Linked DNA regions of Homo sapiens: region 1 is linked to region 2. A link is an interaction called in ENCODE POLR2A ChIA-PET data of the cell type or tissue named here. Cell type or tissue: OCI-LY7. All regions are shown on one strand. Links, peaks and the distances in the headings refer to the core of each region. The heading gives the core; the rest is flanking DNA.

Region 1 (10,288 bases), core at 844-8,843, 500 kb before region 2:
GTGTAAGGGTTAACTTTTACAGGGACAAGAGGACTAGGATGCTTATTTTTTAAATCTGAGAGACTCCTACCTTGAGTGGGGAGATTGAGTTCATCATTTTATAAGTCAGGTCCCATATTAATGCTTCTTCAGGGAATCAATGCAAAATTTCTGGAGAAAAAATATTTTTAGAATAATTTTTAAATGCTTTGAAAAACTGGGTATGTTTTATAGTCTTGCATCTTTGGTTGGTGGCATGATTGGTTCCAGCAGATATCCTTAAAAAAAAAAACTTTTTAAAAACATAGTTGGCCTACATAGAAATCTTTTAGCCATCTCCAATTTATTTAGTCTAAGAAATGAGCTGCCAGGCGCGGTGGCTCATGCCTGTAATGCTAGCACTTTGGGAGGCCAAGGCGGGTGGATTGCCTGAGCCCAGGAGTTCAAGACCAGCCCAGGCAACATGGTGAAACCCCATTTCTACTAAAAATGGAAAAAAAAATTGCCGGGAGTGGTGGCACACGCCTGTAGTTCAGCTGCTCGGGAGGCTGAGGTGGGAGAATCGCCTGAGCCCGGGAGAGCAAGGTTGCAGTGGGCAGAGATCGCATCGCTGCACTCCAGCCTGGGCTACCAGAGTGAGACTCTGTCTCAAAAAGAAAAAAAGAAATGAGATAAGGAATAAGCTTATTTCTTCCCCCAATTACTAGACAATTATTGCAATATCAATTATTATAAGATTAATTTTTTTCCCATTGGTTCACTGTGCCACCTTTATTGCATATCATATTACTTAATGCATTTGCAAGTCCACATTCCGGGACTTGATGTCTGTCTCATTGATCTGCTGGTCTATTCCTGCTCCAGTTCTGATTTAATTACTGTCGCTTCCTAATACATTTTAATATTTTGTATTTTTCTTTCCAGCAATTTGATTGAATATTTCTTGGGATTGGCATACTTTTCTGGGAAGGATTTAGAATGTTGGAGATGGGTCAGAAGTATATTTTAAACCTCCTATAGCACAAGCTCCTTTTTTAACAGAGAAGCTTTTTTTCTTTTCCATCTAGAACAATTGTAATTTTAGAGAATGAGTAGTAAGGAATCTTGAGTGTTCTTCCAGTGAGCTCCCTTCTCTCTTTCTCTCATTCTGTCTTTGTATCTTAATTATATTAAAGTTGAGCCTCAAACACTTCATAGTTTGGAGGAGATCGGCAACCATTCCAGTGAGGCACAGCATCTGCTATGCTTTTGGATTCCTTTCAATCTCCCCTTAATTGTACCCACAGCTCTCTTTACTCAGAAAGGATCAGTCCAGATTTCTCTACAAATGTTATTCCATAGACATACACATGACTATACACAGTATCTATTTTCTCTGATGTTGTTCTTCCAACTAATAGGTCATTTAGATTATTGTTTTGTGTTTCTCTTTTCTTGTTTCCCTCCCTGTCAGCTTTTAATTAAGAGAAGTGTATCTTTTCATTGGTTAGTATACTGCATAATTTATGCGTACATTTTTAACCATTAATTTTTAGCTCTTTTACTAATTTTTAATTCAGTAAAAGGCAAGTGGCTTCCATGTCTTTCATTTTTTGACAGAGAAGAGGAAGGGGCAGACATTACAGCATAATCAGAATGGACTCCAAAGACACAGAGCCCTAAAGGTAGGAAAGTAGGAAGAAAGGAAGGAAGGAAGGAAGGAAGGGAGGAAATGAGGAAGGAAAGAAGGGAAGGAAAGAAGGGAGGAAGGGAGGGAGGAAGGGAAAGGAAGGGGAGGGGAAAGGAAGGGAAGAGGAAGGAAGGGAAGAGGAAGGGAAGGAGAGGGAGAAGGGAAGGGGAGGGGAGGGGAAGGGAAGGGAGGGGAAGGGAAGGGAGGGGAAGGGAAGAGAATGGAAGGGAGGAAGGAGGGAGGGAGGGAGAAACGGAGGGAGGGAGGGAAGCAGGCAGGCATGCATTGTGCTTTTCCTGTTGGGTGGCTGCCAGACAGAGTCCATCCTCTACTGGAGGAAGAAGGACCTTCCATTTGCTCTCTTCTTTCTGCTGGGAAAGGCCCTTGTGTCTCACCTTGCAGGAAAGGTTGACTTCTCAGCACATTTGCGTCCTCCAAACTCTAAGAGAAGGAGAAAAGGCGACCTGGCAAAGATGGAAACATCCTTGAGTCAGAAGCCCTTCTTGTGAAAGCTGCCAGGATGTATTCAGTGGCCCCTGAGTCCTTCCAGTGAACCAGTTTCTGAGTAGGAGATGATGACAGCCCTTTCCTAGCCCTTTGCAGGTTGGTGTGATTGCTCTGCAGAGAAGAGGACCTGGCAGGCTTTCGGGCCCCTGAAGGTATTCAAACTTCAGTGCCAATAAATGGACGTGGAAAAGCAGCCCTGGGGAACCAGAAGAGTTGAGGTAGAGCTCCTCTATCAGCTGGCAGTTCAGAGGCTGTTTCCTCCAGAAAGCCCTCCCTGGTCCCTGGTCTGGGTAAGGCAGCTCTGAGTTCTTGCAGCTGCAGCCTCCTCCACCTCCACGTGGATGAAGTTTCATTAGGCACAGCTCTTCCATCCCACCTGTGTGCTTCCTGGGTATGGACGATGTGTGTTTCACCTCACGACCCTTTGGAGTCTAAGTCCAGGGACCATATCACCCATTGCTAAGGAAGGTCCTCCTTCCTTCTAGTTTTTGCTATGCACCCATGTCCCTGTTGCGTACATACTATCTAACAATGCTGTGCTTGGGCATTGCTTTCAGGAAGAGAGGAGTCAGCATGTTCTGTGGAATGTTATGAAGAATCAAAACAGTTAACAGTTTGTCACTGGCATGCAGTCAAAAGATAAGACATATTGGAGAAAGAATCTGTTACAAGCTCTTTATTCTAATAGCCAATTAGACTTAGAGTGAAATAAGAGACCAGAAACTGGATGACAAGAAGTGAAGACTATTCAATAACAATTAGGCATGAGATAAATTCTGAGATAGAGAAATGAATAATTTGAAAGAAACATAACATCAGCTATACTGAACATATTTTTGTAGGAATAAGAAAGGAACCAGGGAATTTTCCAAAGATATTTGATTGTTAAAAACCTTACTTAGGTGTACTACTTCCAAAATGAATAAGAAGATAGAAATGAAGGCTTCAGAAACAAAATACAGGATCTGAGAAAACAGGCTGGGCACGGTGGCTCATGCCTGTAATCCCAGTGCTTTGGGAGGCTGAGGTGGGTGGATCACCTGAAGTCAGGAGTTCAAGGCAAGCCTGGTCAACATGGCGAAACTCTGTCTCTACTAAAAATACAAAAATTAGGCATGGTGGTGCATGCGCCTGTAATCCCAGCTATTCGGGAAGCTGACAGGAGAATCGCTTGAACCTGGGAGGCAGAGGTTGCAGTGAGCCGAGACCACAGCCACTGTACTCCAGCCTGGGTGACAAAGTGAGACTCTGTTTCAAAAAAAATAAAAATAAAAAGATCTGAGAAAACATAATCAAATACTTCTCTGAAGAATTTCAACACTGAAATGGCCTCTCTTTTGTCACACATGGCTAAAAAATCTCCTTATATTGGGTTCTGAAGCATTTTCATGGAGCATGATCTGTGAGTTACTATACACAGCATCATAAATGCAATTGTTGACATTTTTTAAAGGGAAACAAGCATATCTATTCTACCAGGTTTGTGAAGGAATAGAAACATAAAGGCCAACCCTTTAGCTATATCCATACACGGGGTTCATATTCTGCATGAAGAGCCTATTAACTTTTGCATATTTAGGGTCCCCAGTCAGAGCTTCCAGCCTTTTTTGCAAAGTTTGGTTGGGCAATGCTGTGACCCATTCCAGCATCTACCATCCCACCTGAGAAAAGGTGGTCATTGAGATATGGCAATTGTTCTTTTATCCAGTTGGGTGAGGCCATTGAAAATGTGGATCTTGTTCTGAAGCTCTCTAATTTCATGTTTGAAGCACAAAGCTTGGGCCTTGGCTGAGCAAACAACCTCAAGAGGCACTATGGCAACCTTGGCTTCCATAAAATTGTTTTTCCAAGAGAGTGGAAGTGGATGCCCAATGTCTTGTAGCTCCTTTGAGTACCAGGTGATTCTAAAGAATCATTTGCTGTTTGACCCAAAGAAACGTGACTGCCAGAGGGAAGAAAGCCAATTGAGCTGAGAAAAGCAGTATTTAAAGACCAAGGCAGGAAATGAAGCAGTGAGCAGTTGCTAGAGCAGCAGCACCTGCGTATGATGAGCAAAGTATCTGACCACTGGCACATCCGTAGCCAGCTCTGTTGAATCCCCTATTATAATTCTGATTTCTCTCACTCAGTTCAGGGATTTGGAATTGGGCAGCCAATTCTGTGTTTACCTTGGTAGTAACACTCCTGCATATGCAGTAGTGTCAGGAAGTGAGTATTGTTACAAGCAGAACATCTGGTGGAGGAACATATTATCAATCCTGTAATAGATAAAAGAACCACAATCCTAAACCCTCAAATTCATTTTTTGGCTTTCCTGAGAGAACTGAGAATTGTGGGTAACCTTGAGGAGGGAAGGAAACAAGCTTCACTGAAGCTGGGCTCATTTTCAGCTGTCAGTGGAAAAACACAAGGCTGCACCAGTCTCCGCTGAAACTCTCAGACTCGGCCAGTAGTTGTTTTCCAGCTTCTTGTTACCTTTGAAATCCAAACATTTTCGATTTCTTCCTTTCTGCTGTGCCAGCAAGACGGAGCTAAGTGAGACAGTTTGCACCAGGAAGGCGCCACAATTATGCACTGTGTCACCACCGGACACGCAGCTGGGGAATGTGCAGGGCGCCTGCAGCCGAGGGGCCAGAGTGTGCTTTTGAAGACGTGATCATAGCCACTTTCAGTTCATCTTGCCTTAAATCAGTGGACAAAAAGAGGCAGCTGACACTCCGCTTGTAAGGGATAGTAACACCATAATAAATCACATTTTTTCTGTGCCAGTTTTCTACCTTGCCCTAATTTCATAGATGAAATCACATGTGTAAAACTGACTTTGCAATTTAGCTCTGAAGTCCAGAAAGGCTACCCAGGGAGCACCGTGCCTTTTTTTATACTTATTCCCTGATATATTAAATCACCTAGAAAGCTGGAGGAAAAAGCTCTCCTGCCTGAGCAAGTGCAAGGAGGGTGCCATCTGAAGGATAGTCCAACATTGTAAAGCTGAGTGCAAGTGGAAGACCTAGGAGTAATAAGAATAACAATTATCATCTTTCTATTTTTAACCTCAGATGCAGTGAGTTGATTAATTTACACTCCTCAGTTCATGGCACATTTTTATTGTTACTCCTTCTGATTCCTACTCGTTTCATGTATTTGTTTAGGTTCCATTACAGCTTACGGACTTACCCCCACTCCAGCCACCACCCCATAGGGTAACCGTTCGAGTATGTTTAATATACATGTATCTATTTGTATGTGTTCTTACAAATTGTGTAAGCATATATTATCAATTTACATAATGGTACCGTGTTATGTATCTTTCCCTTTCCTTTTTCACTCAGGTCGGTTTTTAAGATCCAACTTTGTTGCCATGTGTATATTGAGTCTATTGATTCTAATTGCTTCAGAATACTCCATGACTCTTATCTCTTCATTAGGTGATTACTATATGCCAGATTCAGTACTAAGTGATTTAGGTATATTGATAACTTGGATTACCAATAACATTGAGAGTGTGAAGCATTTGTGTTCATCAAAAGGGATGTGAGTTTCTCAGAAGGCCTAAGAGACCTGGCTCTCTGGAGGTATTTTCTTTCTTTCTTTTTCTTTCTTTTCTTTCCTTTCTTTCTTCTTTCTTTTTCTTTCTTTCCTTTTCTTTCTTTCCTTCCTTCCTTCTCTTCCTTCCTTCCTTTCTTTCCTTCTCTCTTTCTTTCTTTGTCTCTTTCTTCTTTCCTTTTCTTTTTTCTTTTTTGTTTGTTTGTTTTAAGAAAAGTCTTGCTCTGTCGCCCAGGCTGGCATGCAGTGGCGCAATCTTGGCTTACTACAACCTCCACTTCCCGGATCCAGGCTATTCTCCTGACTCAGCCAACTGAACAGCTGGGATTACAGGTGCCTGTCACCATGCTCGGCTAATTTTTGTATTTTTAGTAGAGACGGGATTTCGCCATTGGCCAGGCTGGTCTCAAACTCCTGACCTCAGGTGATCTGCCCACCTCGGCCTCCCAAAGTGCTGGGATTACAGGCGTGAGCCTGCCTCTCTGGAGGTATTTTCAGGGGCTAGATCGCCAGCCACTTTACCAGCTCACTGTCTCTGCTGTCATGGGTCTCTCTCTTCTGTACAGTGACTTTCCCTCTGCCTTGCTTTCCTTTTCACATCTGTCTGAACAACTCCTAATTTGCTAGCCCAGGGGGCTCCTTATTTTTTTTATTAATTTTTTTCGGTCCCAGTCTTCTGTGAGCACCAGTCTAGCGATTTAAAGCATGAGCTCTGGGATCAGCCCATCCGGGTTCAAATCCTAGCTCTACGTTAACCAGTTGGTGTAACCTGAGGCAAACTGCTTAATCTAGCTGCACCTCATATCCTCATCTGTAAGATGGGGATGATGACACCTACTCTATAGGGTTGCCGTGAGAATTAAACAGGGTGTTACAGTGCCAGGCATGCAGTAACTGTTCAGTAAGTATTTTTTACTTTTCTGGTCCCTTTGCCTGGAATAACACATATACCAAACAAATCTTGCAAATAATTTCAAAAGGTATCTAAAATTGCTCTTTTTTAAGGTTACCAACCTTAAAATTCAAATTCAAGTTCTCCAGGTCCAACGATTACCCTTCTGTTCCGGTCCTGCTACTTCCTTCAGCAGCACTGGCCAGCCCCCACTTTTTGAAAGTCTTTATCCCGTGAGTCCCAGGAATCTACTCTTTCTGGGCTTTCCTCCTGCCTCAGAGGTCCGATTTTGAATGACTAAGGACCCAGAAGCCATTTAGCTTCTTTATCTACGCTCTCCCTGGAATAACCTTCTTATCCTGTCCCCTGGGTTTAAACATCAGCCACACACTGATGAATCTCAGATCATCAGCCCCTATCTCTCCCTTAAGCCTTGAGCTCACCTTAAGGGCCATCCATCGGATATCCAGCACCCGTCAAACCCAGCATGTGCACAAGCAGAGTCTTCATTTCCTCTGGACTTGCAAACTTGCCTCTTCCGCAGTCTCACTTACCTCTGCCAGTTGTGCGGAGAATAGACTCATGCAGGGAGAGAAAGGAACTCCCCGCAGGAGTCCAGGAGAGAGAGGTTTGTGGCTTGGACTGGAGTTGTGGCAGCAGAAAAGATGAGCAGTGGTCACATAACCAGATTCTTTGGGCAAGGGATGGGGTGAAGATGCAGACTAGGAGCCAGGAGCCAAAACTCCATGTACGCGAGACAGGCAAGGTTAAGACAGAAACAGTAAATTTCACATCAAAGACTGTTAAGGGCAAACTACAGGGAATGTTATGGGGACCCAAAAGAATGTGTGTTTTGCTACTTACCATTGCATAGGTACAGGGAAAAGAAGACTCTTTATGAGACAGTTTTTAGGGAAGATGGGTTACAAAGTGAATGGTATAATGCAGAATGTTTATGTATGTATATATGTGTGTATATGTACACACATTATTATATACACACATATATACATATTTATGTCTATATACACATATATACATATTTATGTCTATATACACATATATACATATTTATGTCTATATACACATATATACATATTTATGTCTATATACACATATATACATATTTATGTCTATATACACATATATACATATTTATGTCTATATACACATATATACATATTTATGTCTATATACACATATATACATATTTATGTCTATATACACATATATACATATTTATGTCTATATACACATATATACATATTTATGTCTATATACACATATATACATATTTATGTCTATATACACATATATACATATTTATGTCTATATACACATATATACATATTTATGTCTATATACACATATATACATATTTATGTCTATATACACATATATACATATTTATGTCTATATACACATATATACATATTTATGTCTATATACACATATATACATATTTATGTCTATATACACATATATACATATTTATGTATATATTTATGTATATATGTGTGTATATGTACATACATATATACATACATAAATACATATATATGTATCTCCCATTTTAATTTTTAAAAATTATAAGATATTTCAAACATGCAGAAAATTCTCATGTTACAAATCTTCTTACACCTACCACCTGGCTTTAATGTATGCACCCTTTTAATGGCACCTACCTATGTGTATTAGTGTTTCTTCTCTTTCTCCTCCTATATTATAGAGAGGTGCCTGAAGGCAGGGGCTTGACCTCCTCTTTGTGTCTCAGGAGCATCTTGCACAGCGTCTGTATACCTTAGACCCCCTAATTGTTGCTGAATTGAATTGAGTTCTTGAAAGACCTCAAAGAGGCCTTCAGGAAAAAGGAAAGTGTAGCAAGCAGCACATACGATTCTCACAGATTTGAGAAGCTGCAGCTATTTTTAAGGTGTATTAATTCAGAAGGAATTACTGGAAGTGAAAATAGGACAGCTGCATCTTGTGGCATATAACATTGAAAACTTACTTCATAGACTGATATCCTTGACTAATATTTCTGATTCCAGAATTAAAGCCACAGGCAACCTGAATCCCAGCTTTCCACGATTTCTGTGCCCTCCTACAAATGATAAGTTTATTTATTATGAAAGATCTTTAGCTGATAACAATTTACCATCAGCTACATCAGGTGCATTAGACGTTTATGCCCTTTGTCGAGTCCCAGTGGTTTTGTCTTCTGCCCTGACCTCCCTTTACCTGCTACAAATGCAGGAAAGTGTTGTACTGCCTGAAATATTAGAATTCTACCATATTGCTCCTTGGCACAGAGCTACCTCAATGACTTACCAGAATTTCCAGAATTCAAAGAAGAATTTGCTATATACCAAGGTAAATGAGACCTTGGCAAGCTTTCTAGCTAGTGGTAATGGCATCTGGCTTGCCCTGGATGGTCCCAGTTGTAGATCAGTGAATTATTCTCAGCTTCCTCTTCACTCTCAAAAGTGTCTCTGGGCCAGGCATGGTGGCTTACGCCTGTAATCCCAGCAGTTTAGGAGGTCGAGGTGGGCGGATCACCTGAGGTCAGGAGTTTGAGACAAGCCTGGCCAACATGGTGAAACCCCATCTCTACAAAAAACACAAAAATTAGCTGGGCATGGTGGTGGGCGCCTATAGTCCCAGCTACTCAGGAGGCTGAGGCATGAGAATCGCTTGAACCCGGGAGGCGGAGGTTGCAGTGAGCTGTGATCACGTCACTGCACTCCAGCCTAGGCAACAGTGAGACTCGATCTCAAAAAAAAAAGTGCCTCCGGTTTAGCTCATAAATTATATGATCACTCTATTAATCCCCCACCTAAACTTTTTACATCATAGTACCTGCCTTCTGTGGATGGGACTTCCATTTTTTAAATTTCTGCAGTGTCCCATTAAGTGGATTAAATAAAAGCCTTTGATTTGTTAAAGGAAGACACACTAGACATCACAAACCACTCTTTATTTTTGGCATTCCGCTTTCTGAACATAACACAAACCAAAATAACCCGAGATGTTACCATGATGAATCATGCCGACATGACATAGCTGCTTTCCATGGGGAAAATGTAAACCATCAAAAAAAAAAAAAACCAAAAAAAAAACAATAAGACTAAAATTTAAATTACACGGTAAAAAATGTTCAACATTTATAGTCCTGGACCATTTACTGAATTTAATTGAAAACCAGCTTAAATTTCAAAAACAGCAACAACAATTCAGGCTGCCTTTTTTTATTACACATTGGATTGCTCCTTGTCTCTTCGCTTCATCTATATCGGGTCAAAAAAAGAAAAAGAAAAAATAATAATACAACACTGGAATCATGTGAAGTTATAACAATATTTTCAGCCCAGCAATTTCAGCCCAATTTTCAGCAGTAATGTTTCATTAGAATCAAACATTTCCTAGATGGTTTAAAAACACAATGAAAATCTGGCACTTTGAGAGCTTGTGTGAATACAGCTTTAACTTCTTATTTTCAAAGAAAAATGAGATTTAACATTAAAAAACTAAAGCAATGCCCCTGAAGGTTCTTCCCTTAAAAAAGAAAGGAAGCTCAGCCTGCTGTACACATTAAATAATTAAAATCAATGATCCTTTTAAGCCTTTAGCAATGCATGAACCAATAGGGAGAAGCAATCTAATACTTCATGCATTTGGGGGATTGCATTAGAAAGACT
Region 2 (10,288 bases), core at 713-8,712:
CCTTCCCAATATTAACTGAGCTCCTGAGGCCTGGGAAAACAACATTGGCTCTGTTGGACAGTCTCTAGAGTTGGACAGACCTGGATTCAGATCATAGCTCCATCCCTTGCTAACTGAGTAGCCTTGGGTGATTTCCTGATCTCTCTAAGTTTTGATTTCCTCATCTGTGAAATGGGCATATTACCTACCTCACATTGTGGCTGGGAGAGTCAGGTGGGGTAAAGTTTGTGAGGTGCCTATCATGGTGTCTGGAAACAAGCAAATACTGAAACTATAGCTGAGGCACAGAAGAAGTTGATCTTTTACTCATCTTTTGGCCAAAGTAATTGTATAGGGAATGGTTGCAAATCTATTTAGAGGTTTCTGTTGGCATATTAATTCACTGGACACTTCTAGAACACCTTCTTGTGGGAAGCATGGAGGTGTAGAGTTATGAAGATACAGGTGTGGCCCAATTCTTTAAGGGAATTTATAACCTAGTGGGAAAGAGAGGAAGAAAGCTCACCTGCTTTGATTGGCACCAGTTACTTTGCTACCAACTTGCCTTTGTTTATTTAACTTTCATAACAATCCTACGTAGTAGGCTCCCTTCCCTTCCCTTCCCTTCCCTTCCCTTCCCTTCCCTTCCCTTCCCTTCCCTTCCCTTCCTTTCCCTTCCTTTCCCTTCCCTTCTCTTTCTTTTTTTTTTTTTTTTTTCTTTCGACACAAGGTCTTCCTCTGTCACCTGGGCTGGAGTGCAGTGGTGCAATCATGTCTCACTGCAGCCTCAACCTCTGGGCTCAAGTGATCCTCCCACCGCAGCCTCCCCAGCTGCTGAGACTATAGGCAAGTACCACCATGCCCAGCTAATGTTTGTGTTGTTTGTAGAGATGGGGTTTCTCCATGTTGCCCAGGCTGGTCTCAAACTCCTGGGCTCAAGTGATCTGCTGGGGTTACAGGCACAAACCATCGCACTTTGGCCATAGTAGGTTTTCTTATACTAGTTTTTACAGGTGAAGAAATGAGTCCAGAAAAGTGCCCAAAGTCCAATTTTCAGTCTAGAATTTAGGCCCTGGGTTCTCTTGCTCCCAAAGCCCATGTCTTTCTACTCTATGATGAAAGTTAGAGTATAATGGTTTATTTCTCCCTAAACTAGTTTATGCACCCTTACTCAGAAGGATAAGCTGCTGACCCTTCCTCTGACATAGCACACGTGTTTAAAGCAGTGTTTGTGAGCTCAGAAGCCTCGCAGTTAGTAAGGCTGTAGGGCTACAGGATGTTCTCATTTGTGCAGATTGGCTTTGCACAGACTTGTATAGAGCCCTCTAGGCTTTGTGAAAGCTGCCTGGGCAGACTGATTTATTCACCTTTGCCCAGGATACATATTTACGGCCAAGGCACGCCCTCATTATCCTGCCTGTTCATGATGCTGCATCAGGAGAAAAGCCTCCTGGAACAGGTGAGTGTTTAGCTTAGAGATCAAGCCAGTCCAGTTGCATTGGAAGCCTCTCCCAGTTGAGGGTGAAAAAACCAGTAGACGCAAAAAAGCTGAGTCAGCCTCTGCACTGCCTTTCTGCAGGAGCATAACAGGGAACTTGCGTGATTCTGCCTCTCCCTTCCGCCCATGCACCTGCCACGTAAGCAGCACATCTCTGTTACTCCCTTTGGCTTCCTCATCTCTTCATCCACCCTCAGGTTTGTGGTTTTGGTACCACCCAGACCAGTGTTTTCCCATCTCATGGTGATCTGCATAGACTCATTTCAGTGCTTATAAAATAAAGACACTCATATCTGGGTCCCACCTTAAGGCCATCGAACCCATTTTTAAAAGGCTTCTTGGGTGTTGCTTATGCGCAATAATGTTAGAAAACTCCTGATCTAAAGCAACCCACCAGCCTCTAGGTGTTTGTATATCCTTAGTCTGAAATCACCATCCACCAGAGCTGTGTTTGGGAGAGTCTTAGGGACTGGAAAACAATTTGCTTATTCCTTTGGGGATTCTAAGCACCATCTCTGAATCAAGTTAGATCTTTTAAGATAAAACAAGAAACAAAACTACACACATAGTCCTCGATAGTTTAACTTCCTCTATGGAAGTGACTTCATTTAGTGATCTTTCAGTGCTACGTCTTTGGTATTTCTCAAGGGTCTATATGAGAAACAACTACTTAAATACTTCCTATCATCAGTGAAATTCCTGTGGAAGATGTTTTTCTGTCCCATAACTGAGGGTCCCTGTATGAGAATTCCTTTGGTGCTTTTAGGAGGTAGTTTAACAGGGTTAACGTGTGGACCTTGAGTCAGCTACCTGGGTTCTACCCCTAGCTCTGTCTTCTGGAAGCACTGGTGGGTTTGGGTAAAACAATTTAGTTTCCTTGCTTGTAGAACAAGACTGGAAAATAGCACCGACCTACCTCATAGGGTTGTTGTGAATCATTTAAAGTCTTGATACAAAGCCTTACACAAAGCAAGACCTTATAGAACTTCAGCCCACAATGACTGTTATTAACTTAGAATCAGGAAACCTACCTTCTGTAGTGACAAGTGTGTGTGGCCATTTTTTCAAACAGTGAGACTTTGGCAGCCTATCAGTTCCTCTTTTGCCCTCATCTGCTAAGAAGCTCACATCACAACAAACATGTTTGCCTGAGCTTGGGTCTTTTGAATTTTAAGGTTCTTGATCAATTGTTTTAAAATCATGTCCTTCTCTGATAAGAATCAGCCAGTCCTTTTTGAAAGTAGGCAGAACATAAGTTATAAGTGGATTAAGGTTGAACTTCAGGGCCATCTTCCCATCTCCTGGGCTCATGCCACAAGTAGAGCACTCCTAGAGAAATGGAGGCGGTAAAGGAAAGAAACTAAAAGGGACTGTCAGCAGTCCAGGAGCTAAGCAGGTTATCAGATGAGCAGATTTTCTGTCCAAGGATGGGTTCTAGAATTACAATTCTCTTTTTCTGTTCCCAGGAGCATATTACATGGGCTCAGGGCTTAGGGCATTAGAATTTCTCCTGGGTAACAGACACGGAGGAATCATTGGTTAAACTCCATTTTTCTGCCATCAAGAATGTTCTTTCTCTACCAAAATTGCTCTTCTGTTAGCACTACTATGTGAGCTTGTAGAGGGTATGGGATTTCACACCGAAACATAGAATTTTACAGCTGAAGAGGACTTGAAATTGTCTAGCCCGGCCCTTTGCATTTTTGAGATGTGTGTCCTGAGGCTTGGAGATGTTAAATAGTGACATATTTGAGGCCCTATGGATGGTAAATTGAGGTATGATTCTCAGACTTCCTGATTCCAAAGCTTGTAGCCCTTTCCCTGTACCTCATGTCCACAAAGAATTCGGAACTCTTTTCTGCTCTTCCAGACAAAGGGTTTCATAAAAAATGTTGTGACTTACACTAAATTTTGCATTAGAGTAGATGTTATTTCCCCAGAATCCTGGTTTGTATGCTAAAGTTCATACTTCAATTTAGAGATTAACTAAATAGCAATAATAACTACAGATGTCTGATTTAACCAGCACTATTAAAGGCAAACAATTTTTTGCACTTCAAATGTGTAGGCAGGTACTTTGTAAAACTCACCTAAATAAGCAAATTGTCAGTTGTTCATAGAGTTTCATGCTAGCCACAGTGTAGTCTTTTTATAAAAGCATTTTGAATATGTGAAAATGCAGAAATGGGGACGTGATTTTTTTTTTTTTTTTTTTTTTTTTGAGACAGAATCCGGCTCTGTTGCCCAGGCTGGAGTGCAGTGGTGCGATCTCGGCTTACTGCAAGCTCCGCCTCCCGGGTTCGCGCCATTCTCCTGCCTCAGCCTCCCAAGTAGCTGGGACTATAGGCGCCCGCCACCAAGCCTGGCTAATATTTAATATTTTTTTTAGTAGAAACGGGGTTTCACCGTGTTGACCAGGATGGTCTCGATCTCCTGACCTCGTGATCTGCCCGCCTCGGCCTCCCAAAGTGTTGGGATTACAGGCATGAGCCACCGCGCCCGGCCAGAAATGGGGACGTGATTTTTTTTAAGGAGCAGGGTACAAAGATAGATGGGGAAGAGCAGTGATGGCGCTCTGGTGAGCTCTCTAGCAGCACCGCTGGCCACTCAGGCTCAGGCAGGACGGCTGCCAGTTATGTGCCTGGGGCCAGGTATCTGGTAAACCAACCTTCATGCCGTTGTCTGCCACAACAAAGCTCCTGCTGGGCTTTAAAAGTTTATAGTCAACAGCATCCTCTCTGCAGTGAATTGCAAGCTTATTATCTGTTTCTTATATGAGCGCTATTTAGTCTTTCATTTTGCTCATGATCTGAAATACTTCTCCTTCTCCTAAAAATAACTCCAATTTAAATGATTTTGATTCAGCAACATCTGATTTTTGGTAAATTTGCATATGCACTGCCGTCTGTGTTCAGCTCTGTTACTTTTCCTGGCCTTGTGCACATGGCTTCTCTGTGAACCATCATGGGTGCCTATGTAAGGAGAAATGAAACAGAAGGGTGTCTCACACATGCGAAGGAGGGCCTCCTTTGTCTTGAGCATCTGACCCTGGAGCCTCTCAAGCCTGCACTGCTGCAAAAACAGAACGACTCCTCAATGCCTTTTGACTCTGGCTCACCGAATGTCTTGACATGTTCAGCATCTTGGGATGAAGGAAATACATAGGTCAAGACATCCCTGGCATTACAATGGGCTAGGGTTAGGTTTTTTAGCAGTGTTTTCTTTTTATATAATTATTTTATTTTATTTTTAAGTTCCATAGTACATGTGCAGGATGTGCAGGTTTGTTACATAGGTAAGCATGTGCCATGGTGGTTTGCTGCACCTGGCAACCCATCACCTAGGTATTAAGCCCAGCATGCCTTAGCTCTTTTTCTTAATGCTCTTCCCCCGCCACCCTCCCCCAACAGGCTCCAGTGTGTGTTGTTCCCCTCCCTGTGTCCGTGTGTTCTCATTGTTCAGCTCCCACTTGTAAGTGAGAACATGCAGTGTTTGGTTTTCTGTTCCTGTGTTAGTTTGCTGAGGATAATGGCTTCCAGCTTCATCCATGTCCCTGCAAAGGACATGATCTCATTCCTTTTTATGGCTACATAGTATTCCATGGTGTATATGTAGCAGTGTTTTTACTAATGATTTATAGAGCGAAGTCCTGCCACATGGGGCCTTGATGTAACTTCCATTCATCTTGTGAGTTGATAGAACTCTTATAAGTTGATGTAATTTCCCTTCATCTTGTGAGTTAATAGAACACAGTGACTCTCCTATGCCTGCCCAGGGCATCCAGAGAGCCTTTTACTGGCATCCAAACCACACTAATGTGCCTTCTTTTTGTGAATGACCTTGGGACTGTCTCTGAGCAGAGAGTTATTACATTGTTATTCGTATCATTATTGTTATTACTTTGTGCAATGTGTCACACCATTTTCAAAATGTCTTTTGGTCATCACACCAGTATCATTGTGAGGTAGTTACAGCAGTGACATACTGTATGGTTATTAGTGGTGGTACTGGGTAAGAACACTCACTCCAGAGCCAGACTGCCTGGGTTTGCATCCTGGTCCCACCAGTTCTAACTGTGACTGTAAAGGAGTTATAAAATCTCTTCAGGCCTCAGCTTCCTCATCTTTAAAATAAGGATAATAATACTTCCTGCCTTCTTAGGTTATTGTGACACAAATTGACTAAATGTTTATGGAGTACGTAAAAGAGTAATTGACACAGAATAATCACAGTATCATCACCAGCACTACCATCAATGTCAGCAGCAGCAGCAGCAGCAGCACCGTCATCACCACCACATCATCGTCACCACAATATCATCATTACCATCATCATCACCATCATTGTCTTCATTGTTGTCATCACTGTCACCATCATTACCATCACCTTCACCATTATCACCACTACTATCATTATCACCATCACCATCACTACCATCATCATCATCATCATCATCATTACCACCCCAGCACCACTCACCATCATCATTATCATCATCACCATCACCACCACCATCATCACCATCATCATCTCTACTTTACAATAGAGGTTCCAAGAGCTTGTGATCTGCCCAAGATCCCATTTCCAGTACGGGCTGGGGTAAACACTCTAGTTCAGGTGTCACAGCTCCAAAAGAAATGGACTTTTTTTTCCTCTTGGTCTTTATTTTATTACACAGCAACACAAAAATATATTTTTGTTATAAAGGGTTGAGATGATATAGCTGCAAAGGAGAATGTGAGGGTCCCTTCCTTTACTTCTTCCTGACTCTCACCTCTTGCTCCAAAGGTAACCACAGCAAACTAGTTGTATATTCTCGCTGTCTTCTCTCTAAGAAGGGCACACATATAAGATCAATATACATATACATGTGTGTCCTCGTTGATGTAAATAATCATAAGAGTGTCTGCCTTACAGGATTGATGAGGGGGTTGAAGAAAATTAGGCTTTTAAAGCACTTAACATGGTGCCAGGCAATATACTAGGTTCCTAATAGTGCTCTCATCAACTGCGTGGGGTAAGTTCTATTATTTCTACCCATTTTATTGATGTGGAAGCTGAGGATTAGAGAGATTGTCACCTGCACAAGATCACACAATACTGAAACTGGATTTGAATCCAATCAGACTTACCCTAGTGTCTCAACAGCTTTGGCCACTAGCTTATGTGGTTATTTTATAGGCATGATTTTTCCACTTGATTATTTTCTCTTGGTAATATTAGCTTGAACTGTTTCCATGTGTGTACATATGAGTTTACATCAGTCTTGTAATGGCTACATGTGATTCAGTATTGTAAGTACTTCTTTATTGGGGTTGTTTTCTGGTTTTGTTGTTGTTGTTGTTGTTGTTTGGTTTGGTTTGCTTTTGAGATGGACTCTTGCTCTGTCACCCAGGCTGGAGTGCAGTGGCATGATCTCAGCTCACTGCAGCCTCAGCCTCCCAGGCTCAAGCAGTCCTCCCACCTCAGCCTCCAAGTAGCTGTGACTACAGGCGTAAGCCACCATGCCTGGCTAATTTTGTTTATTTTATTTGTAAAGACAAGGTCTTACTGTTTTGCTCAGGATGGTTTTGAACTCCTGGGCTCAAGTGAGCCTCCTGCCTACGTCTCCCAAAGTGCTGGGATTAGAGGCATGAGCCACCACGCCCAGACTGGAATTGATTTTTGTATAGGTTGTGACTTAGGAATCTAGATTTATCTTTCTCTAAGTGGAGAACCAGTTGTCCTCTCTATTTATTAATCCATTCTTTCGGCTCATTTGAACCATTACCTTTATCATAAACTGAATTCTCTTGTATGTATGGCTATGCAACTGGTTCCTCTCTTCTCTACTGTTGATTTATTTTCTACTCCCATGCCCATACTAAAGTACTTTAATTATTTTAGACTTAGAAAAAAATTTTATGACAGGAAGGGAAAATCCTTCCTTATTGCTGTTCTCTTTCACAAAAAAGTGTATTTTTTGTGTGTGCATTTATTCTGTCACGTAAACTTACAGAAGCAGCCTGTCAAGGTCTATAGAGAAAATTCCTGTGGGTATTTAGACTGGGTGTTGCATTAATAGGTTCATTTTTGATAAATCAGCATCTTTACAATATTTAGTTTCTCCATCTAGAAATATCATACATTTTTATTTAGGTCTTTTATGTTCATCAGTTAAGTTCCATAATTTGCTTTGTGTAGATCTTGCATTGGAGGGTTTATTAGTTGTTATTACAAATGGGATCCCATTTTCCCATTACATTTACTTAATTTTTATTGCTAGTGAATAGGAAATAATGGTTTTTATATGTTAATTTTTTATCTAGCCATATGACTTAATTTTTGTATTCGTGATCTTTATACTTATTTTTCTTGACATCACATTGGCCAGGAGGAAAATGATGTAGAATGATATTGGTAAAAGTGTACACCTTTGTCTTGTTCCTGTCTTTAATGAGAATGCCTCGAACGTTTCACCACTAAATATGATAAATACACTTGATCAGCTTGAAGACATTTCTTTCTATTTGTAGCTTACCAGGAGGTATGCTTTTCACTGCAGACGACACCATGGTCTTGCCAAGGGGCCTTTATTTTTTCACTTAACATTTTCCTTAAGAGTCCAGAGATTGCCCGGACTAACTTGGGCCTCCCAGCACTGGCATCCTAGCTGAGCGAACCTGGTTTAGAACTGAGCACTTAGGACTGAGTAATGTCTTCTTTCTTCCTCCTTTCTGCTCACATTTGACTTCAGATGTCCTACAGGCAGGAGCTACTTTGTGTTGATATTTCCCGCCTTCTCTCGCCACTCTCCTCCAGCCCTACCCTTCCTTCTGCAGAAAAGTAAAAAATTTTACAAATAAATAAAAAGTAGCATGTGGACGAGGACAAGAGCACCACTTCTGGAATTTTCTGGCAGGCACCACTGAAAAGATTTTTATTCCTAACTTCTAATTTAAATAACTTCAATTTTTTTTTCCACCTGATTATCTTAAAGGGCTAACCACCACCTCACGTGCTGGTTGCTAAGTGGATCTTGTAGTTTTTACAGGAAAGTATGAGAAAGGAATTACCACGTGACATCTGATTTCCTGTTGCAGTTTCATGCAGGTTCTGATGCAGGATACAGTCATTTTTAACTCTTTCTCGGCCACTGCCTTGTACATGGTTAATGCAGAATAAATGTTTTGATGGTGGATTGATGGAAATGATTTAATCAGAGTCCATCTGAGAGTTCTTAGGTGGTGATGATTTTTTGCTAGGCTGTGAACGAAAGGATTTGTTCTTGTCAAGCATGTATGTGGAGCATGACTCTAATGTGATTTGGCACCTGTCTAGAAAATTGTCCCTGTATCCAGTGACACTTTGCTTTGGGGAAGTCAACACCTGCTGTGATGGCATCTGTCATATTTAGGAATGTGAAATGCACATGAATAATGCACAGCCACCTTAGTAAAATGCCTTCTCCAGAAAACTCTTCATGTAAGCCACTGGCAAAAGATTGTTGCAAGCTGCATAGAGGAGACTTAGGGCCCCCCTTGAGATAAAAACAGTGGATGATGTATTTTACTATAGCTTTTCTCACCTTGATGCCATTGGGGTAGATTTTATTATTTTCAGATTGTTTAGCCAAGAAAGCAAGAACCTGCTAAATATAAGGGTCATTTATTTTTGGTTGGTTTGTTAGAAACAGCATTAGCTCCCAACAAGGTGGGGTTTTGGGGAGATGGAGTGACTCATCTCAGGCATATGGTGTGTTAGTGGCAGCCATCCAGGTCAAGAGGGAGACATAGAAGCCAGAAACACCGAGAGGCAAGGCAGCCCCACCAGGCAGCCACGAGTAGCTGGCCTTGGAGCCCCTCCCGATTTCAGTGAAGTTGGCTTTAGCTTCCGGGGCTGTTGGTGTAGGAAGTTTGGTCAATTAGACAATTATTTTTCCTTTTTCAGCATCCTCTCTTTTCTTCTAAATCATCAAGTCCAGAAAAGATTCTGGAATCCATGACAAGGAGCAGACTCAACGTTCCCTACCTTTTCTCTTGCAGGCAGGTGACAAACATTACCACCCCAGCTGTGCACGATGCAGCAGATGCAACCAGATGTTCACAGAAGGAGAGGAAATGTATCTTCAAGGTGAGGTGGACTCAAGAACACTAGAAGTTTTCCTTGCTGGGGGAAAGGAAATCTTGCTATGTTTGTTTGATTGTTTTTAGAGAAGGAGGCATGTTATTAGCTGTGAGGCTACCCAAATCCAAGAAGATTATGGCCAAAAGTTACCTCATCAGTTAGTATTAATCAGCCAAGCAGTTGACATGCTGGCAGTGAGCCCCTCAGGCTGTTCACGAATGAACTTGTGATGCTGCCTTAATCAAATGAATGGAACTCGACATTTGATGGCTCGGATGTGAGGGAAGAGTGAAAATCAGCAATATCTCCTCTCCAACTCTCCCCAGGAATATGCTTAGGAAACAAAAGATTAAAATAATTTCTAGAAATTTCTAGAAATGTTACTTATTTGATGGCTACTTTTTTTCTCCTTTTACTCTCCTGTGAGAAGGGCTTTTTGAGGCCTCCCAGGCTGCTGTTCTCTGGGTTTTCAAAAAGAAAATCTCATATTTGATGAATTACGTCACAGACTTGTTTCACCCCATTAAGTTGATTAGCTCTTATATTGAGAGAGAGAGAGACAGAGAGAGAATAGGAGATAACAAGAGAGAACCCACTCTCTGAAAGAGAAATTTCTGGTGTCAAAGAGGTACTTTTTACCAGGGAGCCATTGGAATCCCAGCACTTTGGGAAGCTGAGTTGGGAAGACTGCTTGAACCGAGGAGT

What was found. Peaks named below come from ENCODE experiments on the same cell type or tissue, not always from the same donor. Only the 100,000 strongest peaks of a DNase experiment are listed, where the experiment ranks them.
Region 1: POLR2A ChIA-PET joins it to region 2 with 17 read pairs; 2 of 35 experiments call an interaction of 5 or more read pairs at or near these places.

The regions. Positions count from the first base shown.
Region 1 is chr10:114,996,064-115,006,351 of GRCh38, reverse strand. It overlaps LINC02626 (long intergenic non-protein coding RNA 2626), which reads right to left. Exons shown (of 3, transcript NR_120677.1): 3 at 9,759-9,877. Among named protein-coding and RNA genes, the nearest start is that of LINC02626, 6.6 kb to the right of the region's middle. In OCI-LY7, for the core only: no CTCF peak of the experiment used is centred there; DNase peaks (open chromatin) are centred at 4,181 and 4,781; H3K4me3 peaks cover 1,578 bases; H3K27ac peaks cover 2,391 bases.
Region 2 is chr10:114,491,092-114,501,379 of GRCh38, reverse strand. ABLIM1 (actin binding LIM protein 1) reads left to right here. Exons shown (of 23, transcript NM_002313.7): 7 at 9,502-9,589. Among named protein-coding and RNA genes, the nearest start is that of AFAP1L2, 92 kb to the right of the region's middle. RefSeq lists enhancers at 939-2,138, 4,363-4,462, 4,593-4,672. In OCI-LY7, for the core only: a CTCF peak has its summit at 4,161; DNase peaks (open chromatin) are centred at 1,579, 2,549, 4,429, 8,539 and 3 weaker places; H3K4me3 peaks cover 7,785 bases; H3K27ac peaks cover 8,000 bases.